3 separate regions of the Mus musculus genome follow, and all the other regions are linked to region 3. A link is a contact called in ENCODE Hi-C or POLR2A ChIA-PET data. All regions are on one chromosome and are shown on one strand. The core of a region is the stretch at or near the end of the contact, and the rest is flanking DNA. Distances in the headings are between cores, read along the strand shown.

Evidence for each region. A loop is a pair of places that touch in the nucleus more often than their neighbours do. ChIA-PET counts read pairs that join two places held with the same protein, here RNA polymerase II (POLR2A).
Region 1: POLR2A ChIA-PET joins it to region 3 with 11 read pairs in embryonic stem cell. The contact joins the promoter of C530005A16Rik here to the promoter of Ccdc163 in region 3. A Hi-C loop is called at or near these places in 1 of 37 maps with a recorded cell type or tissue (T-helper 1 cell). POLR2A ChIA-PET finds 5 or more read pairs at or near these places in 3 of 5 experiments (Patski and embryonic stem cell).
Region 2: POLR2A ChIA-PET joins it to region 3 with 12 read pairs in embryonic stem cell. The contact joins the promoter of Nasp here to the promoter of Ccdc163 in region 3. POLR2A ChIA-PET finds 5 or more read pairs at or near these places in 4 of 5 experiments (Patski and embryonic stem cell).

Annotation. Positions count from the first base shown.
Region 1 is chr4:116,596,293-116,598,992 of GRCm38, forward strand. C530005A16Rik (RIKEN cDNA C530005A16 gene) reads right to left here and starts at 1,338. Exons shown (of 3, transcript NR_029450.1): 1 at 1-1,338. It overlaps Ccdc17 (coiled-coil domain containing 17), which reads left to right and starts at 438. Exons shown (of 13, transcript NM_001037916.3): 1 at 438-665; 2 at 741-809; 3 at 971-1,076; 4 at 1,146-1,308; 5 at 1,388-1,471; 6 at 1,551-1,669; 7 at 1,882-1,995; 8 at 2,208-2,335; 9 at 2,439-2,533; 10 at 2,669-2,700. The coding sequence starts at 495.
Region 2 is chr4:116,626,663-116,629,362 of GRCm38, forward strand. It overlaps Nasp (nuclear autoantigenic sperm protein (histone-binding)), which reads right to left and starts at 1,289. Exons shown (of 16, transcript NM_016777.3): 1 at 1,228-1,289; 2 at 670-767. The coding sequence starts at 728.
Region 3 is chr4:116,707,280-116,709,979 of GRCm38, forward strand. Ccdc163 (coiled-coil domain containing 163) reads left to right here and starts at 1,316. Exons shown (of 10, transcript NM_026714.3): 1 at 1,316-1,815; 2 at 1,961-1,994; 3 at 2,159-2,340; 4 at 2,445-2,526. The coding sequence starts at 1,738. Mmachc (methylmalonic aciduria cblC type, with homocystinuria) reads right to left here and starts at 1,106. Exons shown (of 4, transcript NM_025962.3): 1 at 959-1,106. The coding sequence starts at 1,039.

The DNA.
Region 1 (2,700 bases), core at 88-2,587, 110 kb before region 3:
AGACTATTCCATTGTGTGGTGTGTTAATTCTGTAAAAGATGGGTTTATGCAAAGACATACTGCTAATATGAGGTTTACCTTGTGCGGAAATGTTCCCTACAGTGGAGAATTCTAGCTTGAAATCTGTCCATTTTAGAGAACAGCTGTGGTACAGATGACAGTTGCCTATCAGAGGCTAAATAGGCAATGAAGTCAAAGCCGCAGTTAATTAAATACTTGGCCAAACTCACTGTAATTGGTGGAACAAACTGACATTTTCACACCTGGGCCCCACCCAAAGGTGGCCAGGCACATTGCCCAGGCCTGCCTAAGCCTGTACTCGCTGCCCAGGGAGCTAGGGCACCTCCCCAAACATAAACATACATTTGAAGGACCTGGCGATTTAGCAGACTTGGTCTATTCTTTGTCCCTTTTCTCTCTTTTCTGTCCAGTCCGCCTTTTCTCTTTTGTCACATCCTCTGTAGGACGCTGGTGTCTATAAGAGATTCCATTCCATGGCCGATTACTCAGGGGAATCAGGACTTTTATCCTGTGAATCCTGTGATATGGTTTTCCGCTCCTGGGCTCTGTTGGCCACACACACCAAACGATTCTGCATTGGCCGGCTGACTCCGGAGGTAACACTTAAATCACAGCCTTCAGTCGCGATCAAACGAGGCACCAAGGTAAGGGCCGCCAGTGGCCAGGGGTAGGTTTTCCATCAATCATTATTCTTACGTTTTTTGCCTCCCCGCCACCAGATCATGGCACAAGAAAAGAGCCGTGATCAGGAAGCCAGCACATCTGCTCTAAAGAGGCTGACAGAGGAGGTACACACCAATCATGACTACAAACTTCAACTTTACATGTGTAGAGATTTACATGCTGGAAATCACCCAGTACAGAAATAGCGGGTCCGAGTTATTTGCAGGTGCAGTTGCTGTCCCTACAGAAAATAGGTCCCCGAGCGACTGAGGGTCTCACTTCCCAGACTGCAGGGAGCCCTGGGGAGAGGCTGCGAGTCTTGCAGGGAACCCGCGCCAGACGCATGGCAGAAACAGAAGCACAGAGCCGGGCGCTGGAGCGTCGCGGCGAAGGTGAGAGGTAAGGACTCGGCCCTGTCGCTGTGCTCGGACTCACCCTGACTCTGCCCATTTGTCCCTCAGAATTAAAACGGCGCCTCCACAGCGTGGCGGGACCCAAGGGAGGATTACCCCGCCCATTCGACTTGGAGCGCGAGCTCAGAGAACTCAAGGAAGAGGCCAACCGGACCCGGGGAGCACTGCAAACGCTAGGTGCGCATTTCCAGGCGCTCCAGCTTCAGCCTCGGTGAGTTGCCGGCCCAGCTTTGGTAGGAGTGCGGGCGGGGCCTTGGGCTCGGGTCAGTGACATCATCTGCTTGCGCCAGAAAACTGCAGGACACCCATAGGGCAGTGGAATTCTGTTACCTGCCCCTGCGGTTCAACCCGGAAACGCTGGCTGCAGAGATCCGGTGAGGACCCCGGCCCTGGGTGGACAGGATCGGGAGTCTGTTCAGTCTGGGAGATCGCTTTCTGCTGCCTTCTTGCTAGGATCCTACGTGAAGCCTACGTGCACGGTGGAGGCCGGGACCCAGAAGTTCTGGACAAAATATTGCAGCTGCAAGTGGAAGCGTCAGCCCTGGAATTGCAGCGGTCGCAAAACCGCAAGGGTGAACGAAAGGGTCTATCATAGAGGGTTTCTACACTGATGGTCCTAGAGTTGGAAGGAGAAAAGGGCTTGAGGGAGAGCACCACTAGAATGGGAGGCACGTAAGCCCAAGGAAGGAAAACCCATTGCCAGATGACAAATCCAGGCTTGTGCAGAAACCCTTAAAGTTGGATTACTACATAATGCTTGACAGATCACTTTAATTCATCTCAGAAAAACTAAGTGCCGCCTCTGAGGAGGTTCTAACGGTGGAAGCCGAAAACAGGCTCCTGGAGGCAGAAATCCTGGCATTGCAGAAGCAGAAAGTCCTGAGTCTGTCGCCCTGGGGTCAGTGAAAAATACAGCCTCTCCCTAGACAATCCCAGGGAACCCAACTCTGAAGGGGTGAAGGGACCAAGTCGGGAGGATGAAGTCCATGTCTGTAACGTGTTTCTGTCAATACAGCTATCTTTGTATCTTTGGTTTATGAGCCTGTACTCCCTCTGACTTACTCAGTTTGCTGCTTCCTCCAGCTCAAGCCACTTTGTTGTTGTTTCTAGGATCCAGGGATCTCCCCGGACACCTGAGTAGGTGTGATAACTCCCTCCTCCCTCCACTGGTTGCACCCCCAATACCACAACTTACAAGTTCCACAAAAGCCCAGAACTTCCATGGCACTTCAAAGACTGTGAGAAAGACAGCATTCGGGGTTGATGGCTGGCTTGACATGCAGTTTGGGGATCATGGGCAGATTGCAGTTCTGTAGGACTGAACTCTTTTGTCCACAATAGATACTTAATGGAACCATGACAAGAAAAATGGGTCTGGATCTCCACTTCCTCCTACCTGCATCAGATGTTCTAGGTCCAGCACCCTATGATCCTGGGTGAGGCCTGCTCCCTCCTTCACAGCATTTTTGAATGCTGACATTTATGGAGACCCACCAACCGCCATCCAGGCTTAAAGTACTGGCCGGGTGGAGGAATTAGGGGCTCTGTGTACATAGATTTGTATTCTTCAGGGCTGGCCTTGTCATTTTCTATGACTTCCTGC
Region 2 (2,700 bases), core at 39-2,538, 81 kb before region 3:
AGCCACCCTCAAGATTACTGTAAACCTGGTAGTGAGTATATAATAAAATTCATTGCGCCCCACCGACCCGGCAAAAGCAGCATCCACTCCAAACAATGGAGTTTTCCCGCCTCCTACAGGCCCCGCCCACTCCTAAGAGCCAAAACTACGACGATCAGCGTGCAAAGCCCCGCCCTCTGAGAGGCCCCACCCACCCGCGTCCCCTGTTCCAAGCCTCCATCCTCGTGTGGGTTTTTTTTTTTTTTTTTTTTTTTTGGCGCCAAATCTGTTGGCCAATTTCTCGGTACGTCTACAGACTCTCTACAGAGACGCACCCTAGGAGTGCGCGATCAGGAGGGGCTCAAGGACCGACTGGAGCCGGGCCCCGCCTACCTACCGGCAACCTCGGGCAAGGGGTGGAAAAAAGGGGCCGGCGATGGAGCCAGCCACCGCTGCCCCCGGCAAGATGGCGGCCGTGAAAAGCCGGGCAGGGGGCGCCAGCCACCCGCCGTTACCGCTGGCGCGCCAGCTCTTCGCAAGTAGGGCTTCTCCACAGAGCAACCCTCTCCGCACGGCCGCCGTTGTTCCGGGGAAGGCAGCTGTCCCACCCACCAGCCCGTCCCGCCCGGGAAGCCAAGTCCCCGGACTCTCCCTGAGGACTGGCCTCAAGCTCGCCACAGTCCCGCTTACTTGTCAGCGGAAACCAGCTCCGCGGCGATGGCAGCAGCGGCTGTAGACTCTGTGGCCATCGTTCCCCTGAGGTGGTGGGCCAGTGGGCAGAACACTGCCTGCGAAGAAAACCAGAGAATTCCGGACAGCAGAGACTCACTCAGGTAGAGAAAATGGCAGATTGGAGACCCCGCGCGGTTGAGGCCCTCTTATATACCAGGTCCCTTGTCCCGCCCATCCACTTCCGGATCCTCCCCCCTCGGATTTAAAGGACTAGGACTCAACACCTTTCTGTCACAAGGACACAGCCCTGTATCCCTTCCCGTTTGGGTATCTTCCCGCCCTAGCCCGTTTTTCCTTAAAAAAAGAAAAAAAGAAAAAGAAAGTAAGATAGAAAGGAAAAAGAAAACAAAAATCAAACAATTTCCTGCTTCTGTGGCTAGTCGTGATAGAAGCAAAATCTCAGTACTACAACTTCTGAATGGGAGCCAGCCTAGAGATTCCACAATTAAGTGGAGCCAGTGAGTCTCTGCGACTGTGGAAAAAGTAGTCCCGAAGGTGTCTTTCTGACGGGGATACCCGAGAAGGTGACAGGTATTCCCTATGTCCTCTCAGTCTTAACGGATGGAAACGCAAGAGCTGAGCACGAGTACAGCAGCAACGGCTAGAACTGACCAGACAGACGCGTGGCTCTGGGCCTCAGCAACTACTGACGAAACAAGATGCTGCTCTAGGATTGGCTACAGATAAAACTATCGCGCTTGATTCAAAACTCTTAGAGGGGCAAAGGGATGCGGGTGTTTAGATCCACCGCCTTTGACTGATCCAATCCGTTGCTGCCATCATCTTACTTTACCCACGTCCAAGTTGTTAAGTTAAATCCTGTACTTAAAACACTTTAAATATTTTAGCTGTCTCTCTTTTTTTTTCTTTCATATATATTAGGTAGGGACTTACAGTCTATCCCTGGCTAGCCTGAAACTTGCTATTTAGACCCACTGATCTCTAACCCACAGACATCTGCCTGCCTGTGATTGCGAGGGCTGGGATTACAGGTGAGCAGCACCACACACGCCTTCTTTTACAACCTTTTGTAACTCCAGTTCAAGGGCATTCAATCAATGCCTTCCTGTGACCACCAGAGCCACTAGGCACACACATGGTACACATTTATGTATGCAGATACACTCATACACATTAAATAAAAGTAAATGTGGCTGGAAAATTCGCTAGGAGGTTAGGAGCACTTGTTATTCTTGCAAAGGATCCTGTTTCAATTCCCAGCACCCACAAGGCGCCTCACCACTTCGTTAAGCTCCAGGCATGCATATGGTGCACAGACATGGATGTAGGTAAAGCATTTATTCACACAAAATGAAAAAAAAAAAAAAGAACTAAAAATGGATAAATAGAAATAAGTGGGTTCCTTTAAAAAATAACTTGGGGGGGGCTGGTGAGATGGCTCAGTGGGTAAGAGCACCCGACTGCTCTTCCAAAGGTCTGAAGTTCAAATCCCAGCAACCACATGGTGGCTCACAACCATCTGTAACAAGATCTGACGCCCTCTTCTGGAGTGTCTGAAGACAGCTACAGTGTACTTACATATAATAAATAAATAAATCTTAAAAAAAAAATAACTTGGGTATGATGGCACACACCTTTATAATTTATTTAGTTGTATTTCATGTACATTGGTATCTTGTCTGCATGTATGTCTGTGTAAGGGTGTCTGAACCCTTGGAACAAGAACTACAGATAGTTTGTTCCTCTCCAAGAATAGCCAGTGCTCTTTAACCGGTGAGCCATCTCTCCAGTCCTAGCACACACCTTTAATCTCAGCACTCAGGAGGCAGACTGGTCTCCCTGGATTTGAACCCAGAATGTTTTACAGAGCTAGTTCTAAGACAGCACACCTGTTTCAGCACTCCAAAGGCAGAAGCTGTTGAGGCAACCTAATCTATGTAAGGAATTCCAACACAGCCAAGGCTTCATAGTGAGATCTTGTTTCCAAAAAAAAAAAAAAATTTTGTCCGGCAGTGGTGGCACATGCCT
Region 3 (2,700 bases), core at 66-2,565:
CTGACTCTAGAATGTACATAATTCTCCTCTCCTTTCAATCCATCTTTTCATATACATTTCTCTGTTTTTGTGCTGGTGACTGAGATTTGCAAATGCTAAGCCAGCACTCTAGCTAGCTAGCCATCCACCTATCAGATAAATTTCTGATAGATGGATAGATAGATATACATCTCACTTAGTTTTATAGCCTCAGCTTTCAATTTTGTTTTTGCCTCATTACTAGGAATTGAACCCAAGACCTCAAGCATGGCTTTCAAACTAGACTTAACTTCTCAATAGTATCTTCTTACAAGTCTTCCCCTGGAAAGCTCAATGGCCTAGGAATCTTAAGATAGGCCAAAGGACACAGGCGGATTTTAGTTTGTGTCTTAAACATAATTTTGTTCACTCAGCACTGTGGGAGGAAAGTGTGGAATAGGGCGGGGCTGGGTGGGGTGGAGAGGGACTGTGGTTACAGAGACTTCTGTACCAGGCGAGCGTGAGGAATTTCTATGCTCAGTCCCGTATTGATGGCAAGCAACACCATGAATTAGCCTTCTGTTGGCTGGCCGAACAAACTAGCCAATTGTCTCTTGTTCAACATTAGGAATACTCTTCTCTCTTCATCTGATCGAGTACACTGTCACACCAACCTTCCAAGTTTTGACCTCTTCTAATTCCTTTGGAAGAATCTGATGATCCCGCCCACACCGGGAGACCGTTTTCTGGTAAATTATAATGATGACAGGTTAGGGGATCTTGGGCTGTATCCCATTCATTTGTTTGACATCATAAAGACATAAAAGGGCAAACATGTGTTTCTCTACGTTTTTTAATCAAGCCCCATTTTACAACACGACCTGGTCATCAGATGGCTGCAGTAGGTTGAGAGGATCAGAAGGGCTCACCGGCCTTCACACTTTTGGCACCAAGGCCAATCCTAGAGCTCACCCTAGGACCACAGGGAAGACAAACCAACCTGGAAGGGATAAACTTCGAAGCCAAAAGGACACAAGGTGTCCTCAATCTTCTGCTTCAGCTCTGCGACTCGCGGCTCCATAACGCACGCTGAACGCTGAGCTTGCTGGGAAATGGAGTCTCATAGCTAACTTAGGCTTGTATGCGTCCATCAGGGCTGGACTACATTTCCCAAGAAGTAAAGGAATAGTAACGGACTCAACTGACTCTGCACGGTGCATCTTGGTACACGTAGTTACTTTTGTCCTTGTAGCCCAAACATAACCGAGTCTGGAAGACTCCGTGTCCCGACGAGCTTCACGGGAGGTGTGAGTGTGAACGCACAGGGCACGTATTTCCAGGGAAACGTATTTCCGCCCTCTATTGCCTGTGGTCTCCGCAAGAAGCGGACTCAGTTTCCCGGGTGGCGCTGCGGCACCGGTACTTAAAATCTCATTCTCCGCCTACCAGAGTTTGAACTCTTGAGCGGCACTTGTCACTTGTCTCAGTGGTGATAGCGTCCTTGATTTGTGGAGGTCTCAACCAAAATTCGGTTCATTCTACCCTCTCGATATTATTCTGTTTTCTTCCCCCCTCCCCGACCCCCCACTTTTCAAAGTACTCTGTTCCGTAGTTCTAGATTCACAGTATTGCTATCGCACTGTTTCTGTAGCCCTAATATATTCCCACTTTCCTTATTTCCATCTAACTCTGTGGCTTGTCCTGGGCTGGCCCGCGGGTATCTGAGTGTGGAAGAGCAAGAACAGGGAAAGTTAGAGACGCAATTTCAAGTGCTCCAGGATGAACAGGAGCCCTAGCTGGTCTGATCAGCTTCATGCGGTTCTCAGTTCAACTGATGAAAATATGGCCCGGATTAAGGTAAGAGGGGGACCTCTGGGATCCCCATCTAACCCCTCCCATTGGGAGGCTAGGCTAGGGCTTAGTAAAGGGCACTGAGAGCTCACTGGCTTGTTGAACTGTTTGCTGGTTTTTTTTTTTTTTTTTTTTTTTTTTTTTTTTGTAGCAGAGTTTGTATCCCTTTCGAGTTTCCTCTACAGGTAAGTATTGTCTTTTCTCCCAGCCCTTTGTCTTCTCAGAGCCTCCTTTCTTTCAGTGCCTGCCTGTACAGCTCACAGTTCTGTACAAATCCCAGCTACTTCCTGTCCTCTGATTTCCTACACAGACAGACCCTGCTCTTGTCCCTTCCCTATTCCCACAATAGGGGACCTGGCTGACACCTGGACTTCTCATCGCTTACCTCCTCAGCCAGAGGCCCAAGCTCAACAGCCTTGGGCTCTAAAGACTCCCACTCTTGGAGAGAGACTGAGCTGTACTGAAGCCCACAGCTCCTCTCTCTGGGATGAAGTTACTAAACTCCGATCCCAGCTTCAGGCTCAGGCTCAGGTGAGGTATTAGGGGTATGTACGTGGTGATAATGTGAGACGAGAATATTAGGAGTTGGGACAATGACTTAGAAAGGAATGTCTGGGTTTTCTCTGCTTGGGTAGGTGACTGAGGCGCTGAAGCATTCTGTACAGAGCCTGTTGAAGGATCGGGAGCAACATATGTTCAAGATCAGTGCTCTAGAAGGTATTGGGCCAATTCTTTTCTATGTATGGCACACAGAGTTTTAAAATGGAAACCAAGAGTTTTGCACATGCTAATGATCTGTGCTCTACCACTGATGTACATACAGCTTTCGAGTTTTGCACATGCTAATGATCTGTGCTCTACCGCTGATGTACATACAGCTTTCGGTTGTGG